Regions from separate parts of the Homo sapiens genome. Here regions 2, 3 and 4 are each linked to region 1. The links are chromatin loops, found by intact Hi-C in ENCODE. Cell type or tissue: Caco-2. All regions are shown on one strand. Links, peaks and the distances in the headings refer to the core of each region. The heading gives the core; the rest is flanking DNA.

The links. Hi-C counts contacts between places; a loop is a spot of excess contacts. Peaks named below come from ENCODE experiments on the same cell type or tissue, not always from the same donor. Only the 100,000 strongest peaks of a DNase experiment are listed, where the experiment ranks them.
Region 2: a loop joins it to region 1, with 10 times the contacts of the local background. A loop is called at or near these places in 14 of 110 quality-filtered maps.
Region 3: it touches region 1 in a loop (10-fold over the local background); 5 of 110 quality-filtered maps call a loop at or near these places.
Region 4: a loop joins it to region 1, with 4 times the contacts of the local background. A loop is called at or near these places in 12 of 110 quality-filtered maps.

What each region holds. Positions count from the first base shown.
Region 1 is chr17:37,814,418-37,819,742 of GRCh38, forward strand. It overlaps LOC105371757 (a long non-coding RNA gene), which reads right to left and starts at 1,294. Exons shown (of 4, transcript XR_934721.3): 1 at 1,140-1,294. In Caco-2, for the core only: a CTCF peak has its summit at 2,073 (motif pointing left); DNase peaks (open chromatin) are centred at 2,022 and 2,858.
Region 2 is chr17:37,524,115-37,529,439 of GRCh38, forward strand. The region is part of intron 19 of SYNRG (synergin gamma); the gene reads right to left. Among named protein-coding and RNA genes, the nearest start is that of DUSP14, 37 kb to the left of the region's middle. In Caco-2, for the core only: a CTCF peak has its summit at 3,312 (motif pointing right); a DNase peak (open chromatin) is centred at 3,337.
Region 3 is chr17:37,742,914-37,748,238 of GRCh38, forward strand. HNF1B (HNF1 homeobox B) reads right to left here and starts at 2,146. Exons shown (of 9, transcript NM_000458.4): 1 at 1,628-2,146. The coding sequence starts at 1,971. In Caco-2, for the core only: no CTCF peak of the experiment used is centred there; DNase peaks (open chromatin) are centred at 758, 1,138, 1,628, 2,258 and 2 weaker places; H3K4me3 peaks cover 3,968 bases.
Region 4 is chr17:37,698,521-37,703,845 of GRCh38, forward strand. HNF1B (HNF1 homeobox B) reads right to left here. Exons shown (of 9, transcript NM_000458.4): 7 at 2,463-2,657; 8 at 556-674. It overlaps LOC124903989 (a long non-coding RNA gene), which reads left to right and starts at 4,305. Exons shown (of 3, transcript XR_007065733.1): 1 at 4,305-4,376. RefSeq lists enhancers at 1-462, 2,025-2,525, 2,526-3,026, 3,675-4,874. In Caco-2, for the core only: a CTCF peak has its summit at 3,094 (motif pointing right); no DNase peak of the experiment used is centred there.

The DNA.
Region 1 (5,325 bases), core at 75-5,074:
AGTCTTGCTCTGTCGCCCAGGCTGGAGTGCAGTGGTGTGATCTCGGCTCACTGCAACCTCTGCCTCCGGGTTCATGTGATCTCGGCTCACTGCAACCTCTGCCTCCGGGTTCAAGTGATTCTCCTGCCTCAGCCTTCCCAAGTAGCTGGGACTACAGGCGCCACGCCACCATGCCTGGCTACTTTTTTGTATTTTTATTAGAGATGGGGTTTCACCATGTTGGCCAGGCTGGTTTTGAACTCCTAACCTCAGATGATCTGTCCACCTCAGCCTCCCAAAGTGCTGGGATTACAGGCGTGAGCCACCACGCCCAGCCGAATATTCTCTTTTTAGTCTTATGGGGGAGGCAGCATTCCTGTGGGGCTGCTCTACTTGGAATGGGTTTCTAGAAGTAAGAAAGTTGATTCTTCTCAATGTGTTCACAAGTTTCAGAGCATAGTCAAGAATGAATCGTACCATCTATGTTTCCTCCCATGTTACCTATTCCTGCAAGCAATCATTTTCCAGGAGAAAGAAATAGTGGAGTTCAGACTGAGCTAGCTGACCATCAGGCCTTCCTCACCCTCTCAACAGAGAGAGTAATCAGATATCAGAGTGGGCTCCAACTCTGAAGCTTTGATGGTTAATGCTTCCAATCTGAGCTTCTCCAATTCTCTTTTTCTTTTTTCATCTCCCTATCCTATACTCAGGGACCCCTTTGTCACACAGGTAGATCTGTGGACGACAGCTTGGATCACAAAGTGGGGACAATCCATTTTCTAGAAAGTATATTGAGTGCAACATTGATTCAGAGTGCAATACCCTGAATTCAAGGTTGCGTTTCAGCTTTTCTCTATTCAAGATGCTGTAAAGATGGTCCCTTCTTGTAGAGGGCTTATGGTCAAGCAGGTCAAGCCAATGCATGTCAAGAAAGAGCTCCGAATGCAGGTTAAGTAGCTTTTCTTCTCCACGAGTTATTAAACTTGAGGCTGGCCAAGGGCTGCCAGCTATGGGCAGGAGGTGCAATACCCACGTTTACATATATGCTGCTAAGTTTTGATCAACATATAAAAATTAGTTTTCTTACAAATGATTACACTCTTCCCTGTCAAACTGAACACTGAGGTTCTATGCCTCAAAATAGTTTAGGTCCAACTTACTTTAAGATCTAGATGGCACAGGGCAAGGTTCCATCAAGCCATTGCCAAGGAAAGCAAGGGAGTTTGCTGAAGCATTCAAGAACTTTGCCTTGATTACATAAGAGATGTGTTCAGGGCAGGAACGCAATGACTTGGGGGGCAAACCAGGAAGTAGTGGGTTCGTTGCTAAGGCTTTTGGACCCTGAAGACATTGTCGTGCTGTAGTTGTGATGGTGTTGTCATAATTGCTGGCTTGTTTCCTGTGGCTTTGAGTCTTTTGATCCCTCCAAGCATGCCAGCAAAAATTCTAGTGTTTGAAAAAGCTAAGAGCTATTGTATTATCTACTTATTTCCTGAAGTCCCCCCCGCAGTAGAGTTGCCAGGTAGAATTTAGGACATCCAGTTAAATTAGAATTTCAGATAAACAACGAGTAGGTTTTATTTTTATTTTTATTTTTTTTAGCATAAGTATGTCCCATGCGATATTTTAGCTAAAATTCAAATTTAACTTTAAGCCCTTTTTTTTTTTTTTTTTTTGAGACAGAATCTTGCTCTGTCGCCCAGGCTGGAGTGCAGTGGTGTGATCTCAGCTCACTGCAACCTCCACCTCCTGGGTTCAAACGATTCTTCTGCCTCAGCCTCCCCAGCAGCTGGGACTACAGGCGCCCACCACCACGCCCAGCTAATTTTTGTATTTTTAGTAGAGACGGGGATTTACCATATTGGCCATGCTGGTCACGAACTCCTGACCTCGTGATCCACCCACCTGGGCCTCCCAAAGTGCTGGGATTACAGGTGTGAGCCACTGCACCTGGCCCCTGGAAGTCTTGTATTTTGATTTGGTCAATCTGGCAGCCCTACCTCTGATTCCCTTCTAGTTATTGCAAAGTGACAAATGCAGCTCCGCTCCTGGGCTAATGTTTTGTAATGTGCACCATCTAGTGGTGACATGAACAGAAGGAAACTTCAGAAACAACCTGAAACCGTGATGGGATAAAGCTGAAAAGAAAGAACTATAATTTTAAAAATTATTTAAAAACTTTTTTCGGCCAGGCGCGGTGGCTCCCGCCTGTAATCCCAGCACTTTGGGAGGCCGAGGCGGGCGGATCACGAGGTCAGGAGATGGAGACCATCCTGGCTAACACGGTGAAACCCTGTCTCTACTAAAAATACAAAAAAAAAAGTTAGCCGGGCGTGGTGGTGGGCACCTGTAGTCCCAGCTACTCGGGAGGCTGAGGCAGGAGAATGGCGTGAACCTGAGAGGCGGAGCTTGCAGTGAGCCGAGATTGTGCCACTGCACTGCAGCCTGGGCGACAGAGCAAGACTCTGTCTCAAAAAAAAAAAAAAAAAAAAAATTCTAATTTTCTTCTTTGGATGTGGTGTTTGTGATGAGACCAGTAGTTTAGATTGTCCAGTGAATATTTGAAATCCCTTAAGTCATCAAGTGTTTAAACAGCCACACCCACCTGGCTGAGGCCTTGGGCTCCTCTATTAAATGCTAATGCACAGTGTTGGCCTTGATCTATTGTGGTTCCTAGTGCTCCAAGTGATTATTTTACAATAAGCACGTGGTGTCCAGCAGTATCTATCAAGTACAATAAATGTCGGGTTGGTGCAATTCTGTTAAACCCAACTGGGCCTGGAGGAAGACACAAGAAGCAAGTATTTCCTGTTTACTATTTTACTGGGGTTGGGAGGATGGTTAAGAGCTCAAGGAATTGGCACCCCCTAATGGATCTCCCTCTGGCTGCACACTGGAACTACCTGGGGTGTTTGTAAGACATACCAATACCTGGACCTTACCCCCAGAGATGTGGATGTCATTGGTTTGTAGTGGGAATCAGGCTTGGTTTTTTTTTTTGTTTGTTTTTCTTTTAAGTTTTCCAGAAAACTTTTTTTTTTTTTTTTAAATTTGAGACGGAGTCTCGCTCTTGTTGCCCAGTCTGGAGTGCAATGGCGCTATCCCGACTCACTGCAACCTCCACCTCCTGGGTTCAAGCGATTCTCTTGCCTCAGCCTCCCAAGTAGCTGGGATTACAGGTGCCCACCACCATGCCCTGCTAATTTTTGTATTTTTGGTAGAGATGGGGTTTCACCATGTTGGCCAGGCTGGTCTCGAGTTCCTAACCTCAGGTGATCCGCCCGCCTTGGCCTCCCAAAGTGCTGGGATTACAGAAGTGAGCCACCACACCCAGCCCAGAAAACTTTTAAATGAAGCCAGGGTTAAAATGCCTATTAGCAGAAATGGCCCAGACTGAAAAAAGGTGTGATCTTTGAACAAGTGCCTTAATTCCTCTGAGTCTCAGTTTTCTCATTGGTAAACAGGGAGAATTTAACCAACCTGCTAGGAACCTTAGAGAGAGTAAATGTAACACATGCAAGGCATTTAGCCTATAACTAGCACTGAGTAAATGCTGTTCTTCTTCTAGACAGGAGGCTAAGGGGGTAGATTCCTACCACTCTGGAGGAGAGAATCCAGATCTGGGATGAGCTACAATCTGGTCATAGGGGCCAAATGTTATAGCAGAGAGAAGGGGTATGTTAAGTTCTGCTAACTACCCAGGCCTAGGTGTGAATGGGGCTTCACGGTCTTGACAAGGAAGGCAGGGCCTTAGTGAATTACAATCATCTATTGTAATAGTAAGGTTCTGCCTATAAAAGTGGAAAATATAGACAGCATGGAGCAACATAAAAAAGAAAATATAGGCCAGGCGCAGTGGCTCATGCCTGTAACCCCAGCACTTTGGGAAGCCAAGTTGGTTGGATCATGAAGTCAAGGATGAAGACCATCCTGGCCAACATGGTGAAACTCTGTCTCTACTAAAAACTACAAAAAATTAGCTTGGCATGGTGGCGCACGCCTGTAATCCCAGCTACTCAGGAGGCTGAGGCAGGAGAATCACTTGAACTCGGGAGGTAGGGGTTGCAGTGAGCCGAGATCGCGCCACTGAACTCCATCCTGGCGACAGAGTGAGACTGTCTCACAGAAAAAAAAAGAAAATATAAACTAACTTAGCTCCAGAGAGAGCCACTATGAATATTTGATAGTATTTATTTCCAGCACTTTTCTCTCTGTAGTTTCTGCTTCCCCAAATTGTCATATTTTATACTTAATTTTGTAAACTGATTCTCCCCACTAGTTTATCATTGTATCAGGATCATCTTCCAATGTCATTAAGTATCTTTTGAAACACAATTTTCAGCGGCTGCATAATATTGTGTTATGTCAGTGGTTCTCAAGCTTGAGTGTGCATCAGAGCCACCTGGTGAGCTCCTTCAAACAGATTTCTGGGCCTACCTCCAACACTGTTGACTCAGCAGGTCTGGGGTGGGGCTCTGAGATTCGGCATCTCTGACACGTTCCCAGGTGCTGCTGCTGGTGTTGGTCCAGGGATCACACTTTGAGAACCTCTTGTTTATAATCTGCTTCCTTGTCTGCCACCCACTCCAAATGCAGGGGGTGGGGCCAGGGACCATGACTTAAACACCCCTGAATTGAATGCCCTGTGGCTAAAGCAGAGCCTGTCACATAGTGCCCTTCTGAGTCCAGGGTCCTGAAGCCAGCCTGCTGAGGAAGAGGAATGACATCTACCCTCTGTGGCCCTGAGGCTGACTGGGGCTCTATGAATGGAAGTAGCAGGGAAACTGAGTTTGGTTCTGCTGTTTCTAGCAGTCAGCAACAGAACCTACGAATGCCACGTTCAGCGATGCATTCTCTGTTACCAGAGATATTTCAGCACAGGTGGTGATGGCTCGGGAATTTTGCAGTATTTGAGGGTGGGTAAGAAACTCCACTGTCCACTTCAACCTTAAGTTTCTGTCAGTCTGAGTTCATCAAAGCAAAAGAATGGTGAATCATTTCTGGAGACTTCATGGGAATGGGGATTGGACCCTAAAGGGTGGGCAGGATTTAGAAGGCAGACAAGGAGAAGACAACCTCCAAATAGTGTTTGGTCACTGGTGGTGGTGGGGTTGGGGGAGCGGGGTTGTGGGGAAGCATGTGCTAATTGATGAGTTAGGTAAATCAAACTTGGTAAACCTGGTTCCTAGAACTCCTATGTGTAATGCATCGCCCTTGATTTTCCAGAGAAATTCAAAAGTTAGTAGCTAGCCAAGATCAGAGCTATTTGGTGCAGAGCAGTTGCTATTGCTACCACTTATTCTCCCTCTCCCTCCTTCCCCCTCTTCCTCCTTCTTCTGTTGAAAC
Region 2 (5,325 bases), core at 265-5,264, 290 kb before region 1:
AGTCAAGCATCTGGGAGCCTGGCATGGCAGTTGGTTTGTCTTCATGGATACTGAGGTGACCCAGGATGATGGCAAATTCCTGCCAAATTAACAGCTACATTTCCCATAGTTCTTCCAGTCTGAACCACTGAGGAGTTTCCACGTCGTTTTTGAGCAACAAAGCAAAATTATATGATCTGTATTTTTCCTCACCAGGAAAAAAAAAGATTTCTCCTTATAAAAATGTGTAGATTATGTATGATGTTCCCTGTTCCTTTCTAATTTGAAATAATAAACCATGAACTAGCTCCACAAATCTTTCTTAAACACATTTGAGCTAGATCCACTGAGATCACAGCAGGGGAAGGAAGAACACACGGTTTTCAGAGAAGAAAAGGTGAGGTGTATGTTTCAACTGTGTGCAAAAGGACTCTGGTGTAGGTGATCAAAGTAAACTTACATGGCCTTAGCCAAGTCATAGGATATTTTTTCTTTTCTCTCTTTTCTTTTGTAGTGCAACTGTGGTCACTCTGGTCAAATGTGGAAGACGCTGGTGCTAACGCTTGTTCTGCAGTCAGTCATCTGTAAAATGGTAACTATTTCACTTGCCCTACACCTCTCTCCCATTTCTATATATCTCAGATGGACATAAAACATGCTCTGGAAGTGAAAAGTAGTCTATATGATGATCACAATTATTCACTTTGACGAACTCTTAGCAAGCTTTTAAAAGAGGTTAAAACATAGTATCATCTCTGTAATCCACATTACAGATAGTCATCATGTTACTGAATCAGGGCTATTTGAGAAATAATTAGAATCTGGGAAAACTCTGAATCCTGAAATCAATCAAATTAATAGAAGCCCCTTAATATCTGTTTACCAAAGGCATAAGGAAAGCAAATGAAAAGATCATACTGTAATCGCCAATGAAAACCATAAGGCTCTGCATAAATGACCCTGTGATCAAATTACTCTTTCAGCTGACAAAATTAACCTTCTTAAGTACACATGTATAAACAGGGTGTTTATTGTAGTGTAATATTAACAGTTTGGCACCAATCATATAAGATAACAGTTTGGCTGTCATCATATAAGAAGGTATGCCCTCTACAAGTCACCTTAAATTGATCATCTCCTTATTTGGCAAGTATTTCATGCATTTAGTTAAGATTTAAAAAAATATATACATATTATATATGGCCTACTGACACTGATAAGTCCCAATGTCAGACTGAGATATATAATCCTGAATCTTTAGCCTACAATAAACTGCTACAATGGTGTCCAGGAAGATCCTTATTAAGGAAGAAGAGTTTGGTAGTAATTAGTGTTCTTCACCAATAATCTTTCTCCTTTTTATGGAATGGTAGGATGGGCCTTCCCTGCCCCTTTTTCAATCAGGCATTGGCCTGTAACTTGCCACAGTCAATAACTAAGCAAAAGTCACACGTAAGCCGGGAGTATGGTGGCTCACACCTGTAACCCCAGCACTTTGGGAGGCCGAGGTGGGTGGATCACCTGAGGTCAGGAGTTCAAGACCAGCCTGGCCAACATGGCAAAGCCCCGTCTCTACTAAAAATACAAAAAAATGCCGGGAGCGGTGGCTCACACCTGTAATCTCAGCACTTTGGGAGGCCAAGGCGGGCGGATCACGAGGTCAGGCTTTGGAGACCAGCCTGGCCAACATGGTGAAACCCCGTCTCTACTAAAAATACAAAAATTAGCCAGGTGTGGTGGCGCTTGCCTGTAATCCCAGCTATTCAGGAGGCTGAGGCAGGAGAATTGCTTGAACCCAGGAGGTGGAGGTTGAAGTGAGCCAAGATCGCGCCATTGCACTCCAGCCTGGGCAACAGAGCGAGACTCCGTCTCAAAAACAAAACAAAACAATTGGCCGGACGTGGTGGCGGGTGCCTGTAATCCCAGCTATTTGGGAAGCTGAGGTAGGAGAATAGCTTGAACCCAAGAGATGGAGGCTGCAGTGAGCTGAGATTGCACCACTGCACTCCAGCCTGGGCAACAGAGGAAGATGCCATCTCAAAAAAAAAAAAAGAGTGTCACCTCTGGGAAGAAGCCTTTAAGACCAATGTGCTATTTCTCATGTTTCCTTGACACTCCCACGGTGACCAGCTATGTTCCACATGGTGGAGGCTCTGTCAACCTGGGTCCCTGGGTAAGGACATGGCACAGAGCCCCCCACCAACTTGAGATGGACACATAGCCTGAGCAAGAAATAAAGCTTTGCTTTTGCTAAGATAGAAGAAACTATTTGTTACTGAAGCATAACCTAGTCTAATTTGACTGATACAAAGGGTGATCTAGACACAGGTTCCATAGGCAATTATAAAGTTTTGGTATTTGCTTGGTTACAATGTCTTGTATAATCTTTCCTATTGCTGCTGTAACAAAGCACAAACTTAATGGCTTAAAACAACATAAATGTATCCTCTTACAGTTGTGGATTTCAGAAGTCTAAAATGGGTGAGAAGGACTGCATTCCTTCTAGGAGTTCTAGGGGAAAATCTGTTTCCTTGCCTTTTCTAGCTTCTAGGGACGACCTCTACATTCCCTGACTTGTGGTCCCATCTTCAAAGCCAGCAGGTAGCATCTGCCACTCTCTTCTTCTCTCTGCTTCTGTTGTCACATCACTTTTTCTCACTCTTCCCCTCCTACCTTCCCCTTCTAAGGATCCATGTGATGACATTGGGGTCACCTGGATAATCCAGGATACCTTCCCCAAAGAAAGGCCTTTAACTTAATCCCATTTGCAAAGGTAACATATTGACAAGTTCCCAGGACATGGGTAGCTTTGAGGGGGCCATCATTCTGTCTACCACAGCTGCCTTCTGTCAACTGAGGACAGCCATGCAGAGACATAGTAAAGATCCTGTCTCTAAAACATTGTGCAGACTGGCAAGATGACAAAAATGCTATCACCATTGAAAATAAACTGTTCTCCTGATATGTCACAGCAATAGGAAATAAGGACTCTGAAATTCACTGGTCAATTTCACATTGAAAGGAAGTAGTAAAGAATTCATATTTCACTGAGGTGAACAGTGGAATCAGAGAGCCTGTATGATTGCCAGTTGACTAAAATTCAGGCGAATAACAACCTTTTCTCTTCTCTTAGATTTTATATGGCAAAAATCGATTAATTTTCCAGGACAGAATTCTCTGTTTGTTCCAAACCTACTGAACTTCAACCCACTTCACAAGATAAAACCTTAGATGACAAGTCACTTGGGAGCCAATCTCAGAGTGCATCACATCTCACTAAACCAGGTGAGTTTCACCTCTTGAGAAAGAAGCAGGCCTTCAGTCTGTGCCTGGAGGAGACATGCTTCTACCACAAGAGGGAGTCTTAGTCCATGGATAAAGAGTATCAAAGAGAAAGAGAGCATAAAGCTTTGCCAGTACAGTCAGCCCTCGGTATCCATGGGTTCCACATCTGTGGGTTCAACCAACCTCAGATCAAAAATATTCGGAGGAAAAAATAGAAAAAAACAAAAATGATACAAATAAAAAAATCCAATACATATAATAACTATTTACGCAGCATTTACATTGTATTAGGTGTTATAAGTAATCTAGAGATTCTTTAAAATACACAGGAGGATGTGCATAGGTTATATGCAAATCCTATGCCATTTCTTATCAGGAACTCGAACGTCTGCAGATTTTTATATCCAGAAATGGGGGATGTCCTGGAACCAATTCCCCCCCCATGGACAGGGGAATGACTGTGTCATTTCCAGCTTAAATAAACATCAAGGAGCCACAATTTGGAGTTTAAGACGGTGTACCCTGCCTTCCTTAGCCCAAGCATGACTACTGTGATGCCGCACTACATTCTGTGACTTTCACTGGAGAAAGTGATGCAGCTGTCTTCCGATAGGAACAGCCTCACAGAGTCTTCATGGGAAGAAATAAGTCATTTTCAGTAACTTAAAAGCTGGAAGTAACATAGAGTAGGAAGAAGAATGGACTCTGAAATGATACAGATTCAAATCACAGACTTGTCAGTTTCAGTCAAGTTTCATCTTCTCAAAGCCCTAATTTCTTCACCTGTAAAACTGAAAATTATACATCTAGAATATAATCTAGCTTCTAGAGATGGCCTCTGCACTTCTTGGCTCGTGGTCCTATCTCAAAGCCAGCAGGTAGCATCTGCCACTCTCTTCTTCTGTCTACTTCTGTTGTCACATCACTTTCTCCCACTCTTCCCCTCCTACCTTCCCCTTATAAGGACTCATCATGTGATTACATGGGGTTACCAGGATTAAATTAGAATGAATGTAAAGCATATAGCACAAGGATCGGCAGGCCCTAGGTGCAAAATATTAATAAATGGTAACCAGTAGTAGTAGTAATAATAGTAATAGTAATAGTAGTAGTATGGAATCAAAGGGCCTCACTGTGGCAATATAGTTCATTTAGGAAGTCATTTACCTGAAATGAAGCAATAGTGTTAAGCATTAAAAGCTTCCCATAAAACCTCAATCATGCCTCTTTCTAATAATGATTTCTCCACTTTGAGCGTCTAATCCAGAGTCCTGGAAGTTTGTATAGTTTTGTTACAAATGATTTGAACTACATAGATGTTGGTTTATGTCATTTACATTTATGCAGCTATTCTTATCAGTTCTGCTAGAGTAAAGGCTTCTTCATGACAAGTAACACCTTACACTATTTCTGTGGAATGTGTGCTATTCCTCATGTAGTGGGCAACTCAAGTTTCACAGACAGAGGACACACCTAGCAGTTATCAAGGGTACAATGACATGGTATAATCTGGGCAAAGAATGATTGTTGTTCTGTCATGGCTAACCTAGTGAAAAAAGCAATTATAACGGAAAGCACATGGGTAATTAGAGAAATGAATACTCTGGTGTTCAGGTTCAATTTACAATACATTCCTGTGTTGTCAAGTTGGAAGATTAATTCATCTCTATAACCTTACCTGGTGTCTTGAAAAACAAAAGTTAGGTAAAACCACTCTTTAGCATCTAGACACTGATGCTAGAAAAGGATGCTTGGAATGGGAGTCTGAGGGAAGGGCATAAATGCCCAGCCCTTTTCTCCATTTACCTCATATTTGTTTACACTAAAGGAGTAAGCGCCACCGTATGTGAACAGGGCAACGCTCCAGGTTAGATGGGCCCCAAACCCAATAGGCTTTCTTCAAAATAACAAAATCAAATTCCAAGGTCTCTTTAAAAAGGTCTGGATAAAACTGATCCTTGGTATAAAAAAACAATCACACCAGGGATTATATCTGAGTAGGGTGATGATTGGGAAGGTGCATAAGAAAACTTCTGGAATGATGGAGTAGTCTATATCTTG
Region 3 (5,325 bases), core at 267-5,266, 71 kb before region 1:
CTTCCCCCCTCTAAGCCGCGTTTACAACTTCACCAATGAATAACCCGCCTCTCTTTTCAACCTAATCACGGCTCTTTGTGTATCTTTCTGTTGATGATTTATAGAAATAAATTAATAACACCCCAACTCCACGTGCTGCAGTTTATGTTACGTCTCAGCTGCGGCCAGCCCGGCGCGGGGCTGGGTGCGGAGGGGCGCCCCAGGTCCTTCCAGCGCCGCGCTAGAAAGCGGGCGCCTGCGGCCGAGTGGGAGGGCCTAGGCCCTGTGGCCCCCGGTGGCCGGCGGTGGGAGCCTGGTTCATCCGCCAGGTCCTGAGCGACCTCCCCGGCAGCCCTGGCGCCCCAGCCGCTCCTAGGGGCCACTCTCTCGACCCCTCTTAGCCTCCGCGACTCACACCTTCCGCCTCGCGGAACTCTCTTGCAGGAGTTCTCTCCCGGTAGGGGAGAAATCACCTCCGGGCGGGAGAGCGACGAGGGAAGAACCTCAAACCTATGAATTATACCAAAGTGTGTTTGGGGAAAAAAAATCTACAAGTTCCCCTGATTGTTTTGGCTAGAGGGCAAACCGCCAGGCCCTCGGAGCACAAATTCAAATGCAAGGTCATATCCCACCCCAAACCGCCGCTGCGGACGTGCGGCCAAGGCTCAGCCCCGAAATCGCAGCGCTTCAGTGTCCGAAGCCACGCGATGGGCTCTGTCCTAAAGCGGAGTGGCCCGGGAGCGACGTGCTGTCTCAGGGAACCGCTCGGCTCCTTAGATAATTAGTAACCAGCTGTCAAAGTCTAGGGCGGTCGGGGAGGACCCACAAACGATCCCGGCCCTGGGGATACACTGCCAGCCGGCCTGAACTCCCGGGGAGAGGCCGGGGGTGGGCAGCGAGGTCTGGAAACGCCCTCCTTTCTCAGACTGAGACCAGATCCTCTGCGAACTGAGGTCTGAGACGCGTTCGCCCCCACACCACCGCGCTTGGTTTCTTTGGCCCCGCGCGTGTCCACCCGGACCCTGCATGGAACATGCCCTTTGCAAATCTAAACCCGCGTTGGGGATCCCGGATAATTCCGGGCCTTGCATGGGCGCGGCTAACAAGAGTGCCCACCAGGGAACTCGCCTCCCAGATCCCGGCTCCGGATGCCGCCTGTCCTTCGGCAAAGAACTGCAGGTCATCATGCAGGTCAATGTGTCCGAGGCCGACATGCGGCTTTCCAGACCCGAGGCAGGGCGCAGGAAAAATGCGCGGCCTGGGGCTTGCAGCGGCGCGAGGCTCTGCTCCCGGGAAGTCGCAGCGGTTTCACTGCACCCACTCGCACCTTCAGTCGCGTGGGCAAACCTCCCGGCAAAGGGCTCCACAGCTCCAGTTCTCCCCGGCCCAGCCCCAGCCCCGCGGGGAAAAGCCCTTGGGTCTCGGACGCTGGCCTGGGCCTGGGGAGAAGAAGCCCGGTGGGCCGCAGGGTCGTCCCGCTAAGGGATTGGGAAGGGTCCGGGTGTTGGGAGAGAAGCAGAGCGCCCCCCGGGGGACTTCTCTGGTGGGAAACGGGCTTGGCGAGTGTGGTCGGGCGCAGTGTCACTCAGGCCCGGGGCCGGGGCTCCAGGGGTTCGGGTGGGTCCCCTCCACCTCGCTCTGCGCCTACCTGAGCATCCGGTCCACCTCCGCCCGCTGCTCCGCCGCCTCCTCGGTGTTGAGCGCCTGCAGCTCCTTGAGGATGGGAGGTGTGTCATAGTCGTCGCCGTCCTCGGAGCCCTCGTCGCCGGACAAGCGGCCCTTGGCGTGGCCGTTGGTGAGAGTATGGAAGACCGGCTTGGTGTCGGGCTCGGCCCCGCTGCCAGGGGACAGGGGCAGCGTCTCCAGCTTCACCCCGAAGTTCGGGGATGGCAGCAACTCCTCCAAGGCCTGAACCAGCACCTCCTTGGTGACCCCGGAGCTCAGCAGGGCGCTCAGGAGTTCTTGCTGGAGCGACGTGAGCTTGGACACCATTTTCCAAGGACGGAAAAAGAAGGGGGTGAGGGGGTGGGTGGGTGCGAGAGAGGAGGGTGGAGGGGAGTTTCACAAGCAAACCCCAAATCCAGGAACCCCTCCACCCTTCAGCCTCCAGACACCTGTTACTCCCCGGGGTCCCGGAGGCTCCTCCGAAAGGAGTCAGAAAACTTCTAACTTGCCATGATCGCCACCATTAGGCCATATAAGATATGCAAATTAGTGGGAAGGGCCCAGCTTTCGGCTGGATGCAAATGATGGTGGGGAGGGGGAAACCCGGAGAGAGGGAGAGCCGGAGGGGCAGACCTGGAGAGCAGAAGACCTGGGCCGGGAGCGGGGCTTTGCCAGGGTCCATTGTACTCACGCTGGGGGGCTAGAGACCTTCTTTTACTGGTTCTGCTTATCAGCCAAACTTCACCTAACCTTTGGACTTGTTAAGCCAGTGCCTTGCAGCCTAGGCGCGGGGCTTTTCCACCGGTTCTCAGTTCCGCTTTAGTCCAGAGAGAAGACACTACGCTTCGGGGTTCAGGTGAGAGCCAGAGGAAGCTGGGGTGCTCGTGGAAGAAGGGGACGCAGGAGGAAGCGAAGAGTAGAGACCCTGGATGCGTCCCGGCCGACGCAGGTGGTGGGCCAGGAGAGCCCGCAGGGCGGAAGAGAAACTGACCACTTAGGAAGGGGCGCCGAGGCCACGGGGGAGGTGAGGCAGCGTTAGGTGTGGTGAGCATGCCCTGGAGGGACTCCATTTATTTCTACCTCGGTTACTACCTCCAGGCCCCAGAACCTCCCTGGCCTGGTCTGGCGGTTTGGGTTTGCAGAACTGCCCGCCAGAGAGCGTAGGCGAGGGTGAAGGAGTCCGGGAGAACTCTTGGAAAGAGACTACTTTATGGGTAGAGGGAGTAGCCAAAGTGAAGCTCCCCCAGCAGCTGGGCTGCACCGGCGCCCAGCCTGGCCACGCCACTGGGGAGCTGGACCCCTGGGGCTCCTCACTCTCCTGTTTAAACCCGGATGTCAAGGCGCCTCCGCCTTGGGGGAGGATGGTGAGGCAGAATGGTGAGGCACTAGGATGGTGAGGCACTAGGATGGTGAGGCACTAGGATGGTGAGGCAGTGAAAGCAAAGCTTGACCTGCAGCTGGGTGGACACTTGCAGCCGAGGGTCCCCCCGGCCCACTCATTTCTGGTTTATTCGTAGTTCCAGAACATCTGTGGTTCCCTGGGCCGGGGACGAGCTCTGTAGACGAGGTCACTGCAGCAGTGGCAGAAGTCTTGCACTCCTAGTACAGAAGGTGTCGACAGAGCTACTGAGGGAAAGATGTTTTTTTTCCCACTCTGGCCTGGGCCAGGTAGGAAGCCATAGGCCTTGCAGCACTATTGGAGTTTCACCTGCTTCCCCCCTGGTGACGGGCAGGAGGGGAGGGCGGCGGAAGCGCGCCCAAACCGGCAAGCTAGGACCTGACCTGTAGAAGAACAGGGAAAGGGGCTTCTTTGCTTCCACCACACACAGACCTAAAGCTTCTGGGGAGGAGCATAACGCTTCCCTTCTGGGAGCCTCAGTTTCCTCATCTGCAAAAAGAGGATACCACTGATAACCTTTTTTTGGGGGTTGTGTATATTGACTGAGGCCACTTGTGCAACCGCTTGGTCTAATAATAAAGTTCAACACTTTCTGGTCTGAGAAGACGGGAAGCCAGTTCCCAGTAGTAAAACTGAGTTACTCTGGAAACTTAGGGTATTCAGAATTGGTGATACAGTGCTGGGGTTGGAGGGATTGGGGGACTAGGGTTTCAGAATCAGCAGAAAAATTGCAAAGGAGTTTCTAAGCACATTTTCCTTCCTCTCCCACCCTTGAAAGATATCTAGGAGGAAGTAAGGTTAGGTTAGGGATAGAGAGGAATTTCAGCAGGAGGAGGAAGAGTCTAGCAGCTCTCATCTGCCTAGGGGCAGGATCTAATCTCCTAGGTGTGCAAGGGCTGATGGTGTAATTTATCAAGTCAGGCTGTTAAGGAGCTAGGATGCCTCTTAAATACAGGGTCTGCTACAGGTGCCTGGGCCACTTGTGCTGAGAGCCAGAAGGAAGCGGGATGGTTGTGTGCGTGTAGCCTGAGGAAAGTTTACACTGATCTCAGTCCCTCTTTCCCGGAGACAAGCAAATCCCAAATTCAGGAACCTCTCCATCCTTCAGCCTCCAGACACCCATTACTCCTCAGGGTGCCACAGGGAGTCATAACTTCATGAAAATGTTGGCTTTTCATTTCACCTTCTTTCCCTCTAGTTTGTTGTAATAGGTGCAAATCTTTGCTTCTCATAATTCTGCCCAATGGAAGAACATTCTCTGCCTACCCAGCTTGCCTCAAGAAGGATAATGAAGTGTTCAGAGTAAATGTCCCTGAAGAACAATCTCTTCGTCTGTCTCTCACTCGCTATCAGGATAGAAGCATCAAGTGTAATGAAGATCAGTTTCTGTGTTAAGCTGGGAAAACCCATTTAAAAAACAGCAATCACTTCTGTTGTAACAACAAAACTTTGATTGGCAGTTGCAGCTGCTGTGTGCCCCATCTGATTCCCAAGCCTCATTCTCTCTCAAAATTCAGGTGTCAGCAAACCCATTCTTCCCCACACCCCAGCTAACTATGTGAATGTGCAGGCAATTTCACACAGAGGATAGGACAAACTTCCTATGAGTGTCCAGGTATGTTTTCCAGGTAATCTGGCTATTCATATCTAGCAACTTCCTGTAATGCTCCTTCCTAGTCCTACCTTGTAATATGCCACTTTGTGCAATATAAGCGCTTATCAAGTAATTGTTCTGTACTATAGATCTTCAAACAGATTCACCAGTCCCTTCATATGGAAGTTTAAAAAGAGCTGTGTAAAGTAGACCAGCAGATAGTCTTTCAGAATGCAGTTCATAATGTTAAGTGAGCTATCTTGTAAAACTCTTCAGTTAAACTTCCCCCAAATAGAGGAAGACGGAGTAGGATTGAAATAACATCTGTTTATGCTTCACACAGAATAAAGTCGTGATGGACTGATATAATAACTCCATTTTAAAGATGGAAAAATAAGATATGGGAGAGTCTCAGGTTGCTTGTAGCCACCTCAGCAAATTAATGGAAGGGTTGAGGTTGGGGCTCAGAACTTTTGAGCAGGGTTTTAGGATGAAAGAGGAGGGTCTCTAGCTGTCATTGTTTTGAGGGATGAGAAGTTGAAAGAGGGATTCTGTGGGGGAGAGGTGGAGGATACCCAGCAGAGAATAGAGGGCAGGGTTTGGAGTAGTCAAACAGAACTAAACTTGAACCCAAGATCTGCTTCACCTGCTGTGTGACTTTTGGCATGTTACATAATCTTTCTGATCC
Region 4 (5,325 bases), core at 112-5,111, 120 kb before region 1:
GATGCTTACCCCTGGAAAAGCCAGGCTGTCTACTGGGGAGTCCCCATGGGTTGACACAACTGGGTCATTCCCAGAGCTTATGGCATTCTGGGTCCAGGGGAATCAGCCTCAGGACCTCTGACTTCCTACTCACTTTCTCCGCTGACTACTTTGTGGATCCTCAGGGATCCCTCTTGCAAAGCATGAACCTCAGCAGGGGATCTGTCCTCCTGAGCCCTCCTTGGAAATACCTTTTCCATGGACCATTGATCATTCTATTAGGGAACACTCAATCTAAATGCCTAAGCGCTCTATGTCATCCAGTCTCCAGCAACCTATCAAACTTCTGTCCTTGTTTAGTGCTCTTCCTGGGGAATCTGGGGGAGCAATAAGCCCTTTCAGCCTGTGGCCCTTTTTTTTTTGCCCTGGGACCTTAAGGATTCCCTTTGCAAACAACAGGGAGCCTCAGAAGGACCTAATTTCTGGCCGAGTCCATGCTTGCCACAACCTCTGCACATCCATGGCCTTATCACACCCTGCCCACACCCCAACCCCCGCAAATCCTGCTGGCATTACCTGTTTACTTGAAGACATGTTGGTGAGTGTACTGATGCTGCTGGTATCTGTGACCACCATTGCAGATGGAAACCGGGAGGTGTGGGAATACTGGGGGGGTTCCTGCTTGTGTGCGTACACTGGAGAGACAGAGTGAAGACAGAATCAAGGTGCATACACAGGCAAAGACACAGGTACAGAGCCCCCATCCCACACCATAGCTCCCATCTCCTCAGGTAGATAAAAGGGCTGGTGGTTATAGTGGGGATTTCTCATATTAGTTATCCATAAGATTCATGTAAATTCCAAGTCACATAACCAACTCCCGAAAGCATGTGGATGCTTGGCTGTGAGGGAGAGACCACCTGCTCTCAGAACACAGGGCCTACCAGGGAGGCCTCCGGTACGGAACGGGAGCAAAGGTCACTGGCTGTTGCCTCGGCTTGCCCTTCTCATGCAGGGAGGCAGGTTATTTCCTGGTCCAGGGCACCATGGGCTCTCTCTTCATGGGCGGCCAGGCCTGCTGGGCCTCAGCAGTCCACAGGTCGCTGGTGACCACTCTCTGACTATCCCACCCAGGCCTCGCCACTGAGGAAGCCTGGCCAGGTGAAGGGATGGGGTAAGTGGGGAGCACATCACCAGGCTCTGGGAGGAAGGGAAGTGGGGCACATGTGGTCTCAGACTCTGCTACAGGCTGTGGCAGATTTTCAGAAGCCACTAAAATGTGATTGGAATGTGAGATGGTGCTCAGAAACCAGCTCCACAGGCCCGAGTGGGGATTGAGCCCTGAAGATAGAAGGCTGGACTTGGCTGTTCTCCCCCAAACCCACAGCTTATCCGATGCAGCTAGGGAAGAAACACAAACCTCTTTCACCATCATTGCCTTCTAAGAGTCCCTTTATAAATAATCTTTATAATTTTTTATGCTTACCAAACGCAGTTTACCCCTATGTTTATTTCATATTCATAATGACTCTAAATGCATACTATTTCCATTTTATGGATGTAGAGATTGGACTTAGAGTGGCTAAGTAACTTGCATTAGGCTACACAGCTGGTAAGTATCACAGCCAGGATTTAAATCCAGGTCTGTCTGATCTAAGACTAGTGCTTTATACTGAACACTTCCTTGGGGTTTCTGAAGCAGAGAAGCCACGATTCCTCCCCAAACTCCTGTGTCAGGGGCTATAGCCAGACCTGGCCAGAGGATTGGAAGCCTGGGACTCAGGATGAAAGGCAGAGAAACAGAGGATGGGATTGGATGGGAAATAAGTGGTCGAAAGGTAGGCTTGGGGTAGGTATAGAAATTGGATATGAGAAACAGTCTGTGTGCAGAGATGCAGGGGTGGCATGGAGGAAGAAACTCTAATGCCCAGGATGGCATGCCACTGGTATTTTTCACTTGTGTTCATGGTTCTTGATTAGAGATGTTTGGGGTGTATAAATTGGAGGACACGGGACTCTAGAAGATTCTTCTCTTTTAGGGAAGGCAAACAGGATGCAAATTAGATGCCAATTGTGATCATTTGATAATGGCTGCTTGGAAGTTTAGATTGCAAAGGCTAAGTTGAAGTTCACTGGGAAAAGGTGCTGGTGGTTTATGGACGCGATCTTTTCCAGAGGTGTTGGAATGGGAAATTGGCGGTGTGTGTTCCACATGCTGTCTGGCTCCAATTCCCCTTCATCTGTAGGCCTACACTGTCCTCTTCAAACCCTTCCCTGGGAATCTCAGGGGTAGAGAAGAGGACTAGAAAAGGTACAGCAACACTCAAGAGTTATGCTTGAGAAATTGTCTTAGTCGGTTGATCATAGGCAGGGAAAAGTGACCAAGCCAATAAACTTCCGAGAAAGTTCAGACCCAGAGAGGGAAAGTGGTTGGCCACTGAGGGTCCTGAGTGCTCCCTCCCTCCACATGCCCGTGTCCTTACTGTGTGAGTTCTGCAGCTGAGTCACAGCTGCCATGAAGGGCTGCTGGGCCATGTGGCTGCCTGGGCTCTGCTGCATGAGGGGCTGCTGGTGAGGGCTGTGCAGCTGCTGGGAGAACTGGACGGGCTGCAGGGCTGCCAGGCTGCCGGCCACACTGTTGATGACAGGGACACTCTGTGCTTGGGAGGTGTTGAGGCCTGTGGGAGCAAGAGGAAAAGATCACAGACAGCTCCTGGGATAAGGAGAGGTGGATGGATGCCATCATTTGAGCCCCCGCTCAATGTCCCAGTCACCGGGCTGAGCCTGTTACATAGGAGATTCCATGGGAGGCAAGTGTAAAGAAACGGAGACTTGGAGATATTAATTTACTTGCTCAAGTTCCACAATGAGTTGTGGGTTGGAGATGGGCATTAAACAGATCTGATTAAAGCCTGAGAGTCTCCCAGAGTCATCCTGTGACCTCCCAAACTTAGCTCTCTTGAGGTTACCAGGGCTTTGGAAAAGCTGGCTCTACCTGCCCACTCCATCCATGCCAGGCTGTGAGAGAGGCTTGCCCTGGTGCCCGCAGGGCAGAGTTAAAGATGTCCACACTGAGGCACAGGTTATTGCCCAGATCGGTCTGTCCAGTAGAGGGCAGGAGTGTGCAGGGACCCAAATTTTGACTAAAAACAACTTCCATAGTCCCGGGAGTATGAGGTTGGGAGACCCTTATTTAGTAGACTGTACAAAGACCCCCAGAGAAATCAGGTGCCAACTCCCTTGACTGTAACAGAGAGGGGAGAAAACACTGGAACTCAGCCAGTCTGCGAGGCGGGCATATCTTATGTGGCAGCATAGGGCTTGTGGCACTAAAAGGACCAGGTTTTAGAAAGAGGAAGTAGTACATTAAAGGTTGACTCTTGGCATTTATAGTGGGTCTTCCCATCTTTCTGTTCTGGAGATGTCAGGGCCTCTGTAACTTGGAACTGTGTATCCTGAGGCCTCTTTAGAACCCGGGCCAGCACTCTGAGGATTGGATCCCCTGGTACCCATGCTCTATCTCCTCCCTGAGAGCGACACGGAGGAAGACAGCTAAGGTAGGATCGGAGTGGGGACAGGACGATCAGGAGAGAAGACACCTGGACCTGCTTCCTGGGGTCGATTGTGTTCCTGTGTTCTTGCTTTCTGGGAAGTTGGGGGAAGAATGGGATGAAGAAGGAATCCAGAAAAAGGTCTGTTTTAGGTGGATGTGGAAGGGACACCTAGAGAGGCTTTCCTGAAATGGAGACGGTTTCATAGGCAGGTTTGAGGGAAGTCATCAATGGAGATAACACGGAGTCCTCAACAATTGCCTACTCAGAGCTTTAGCTGATACTGTTATCAGAAACCTAAAAGGCGAGACCCCTGAGCAGAAAGGACAGGGGATGAATCCTGCTTCTGGCTCTCCTGGGTGGGGGCTGGGGGTGCCACCCTCTGATCACCCTCAGAACAGCACTGTCTCCAGTTCCCCAGGGGGCTCAGCGTCTCCTCAAGCCAGCATCTCACCAGATACCCTGATGACCGATGACCGTGTTTCCCTTTCCTACCTCCTGCTTATGGTCTCAGTCTCCCAGAAAGCTCCATGAATGTGCCGTTTTTGAGAAATCTTTGAGAGCACTGCTGCTGCTCTTTTTGAGAAACTGCTGCCCAAAAAAGCAAATGATCCTGTCTAGAGTGGATGACATTTGAAGGCATAGTTCTGAAACCTGCATGTGCTTCAGAAATCATCTGGGGGAGCTCTTTAACAAATATACATTCCTGGGCCCCACCCAAGACCTAATGAGTCAGAACCTTCAGAGGTGGGGCCCAGGAATCTTATTTTCAATGCAGTCTGTGATCCTGATGTGCCTCAATTCCAGGATTGAGAGCCTCTGATGTCATTCCAGCTCCCTCAGTGGGTAAGTCTTGACCTTTTCATCTGTTTCTGTTTCTGGGCACTGGTTCTTGCTTGGGAAGTATGCTATCCAGTCCAGGGAAGAGATGAGAAAGAGAATAGGATGAAGAGGTGAGAATGAGTAGAGAATAAGGAATTGGCCCTGCCAAATAATTTGTTACCACCTTCTCCACAGGCTTCCGCAATTCTGAGGCAGGGCCCATGGTACTCAACACATCAGTCAGTTAAATGAAGATGCCTGCAACCAGTTTCTCATCCTAACACTCCATAGTGTAGGACCTCTGTGTCTCAGCAGTCTTCTGGTGATTCTCACCATTTCTCATGCTCTGTCTACCCCAAGTGTACACAGATATGTACACACACAGCCATCCTTCTGAGGTCAGTGTGCACTCTGGTGCAGCCCATCTGAATAGGAGATTAAGGAGCATCGTGAAATGATAGAGAAATATGAGTAGAGGAAATTAGAAAGAACAAAATGGAAAGATGCAGACTAGCCCCAGGGAAAATTTTAATTCAGATAGTATATATATATATATAACTGTATGGCAGTGAAAGCTTAGAATGGAAAGAAAGAAGTTAAGTGGGACAGTTTGTTTATTATTTTGGTTGCAGAAATAAGTGGAATATCTTCCCCACGGGCCTTTTAATCAAATCTTCTAAATGGCAAACAAGCTGGTTTTAGGTATCTTATCTCATTCCAAACTCTGGTATTAGTATAATTACCATATTCCATATACCAGAGGGCCCAGTCAAAAGGCAATACATTTAAAATGATCATTTATATTGTGAGTTCTCTAAATGCTTCCCCATTCCCATTTTCCTTCTGCCAAAATCAATGCACTGTGTGTCAATTTCCAAGCAGCTAAGGATAGAGTGAGAGCCACACATATTCAATAAATTTGTGTGCCTCCAATGGGCTTAGCCCTGTTCTGACCTCAAAGGATGTGTAAGTC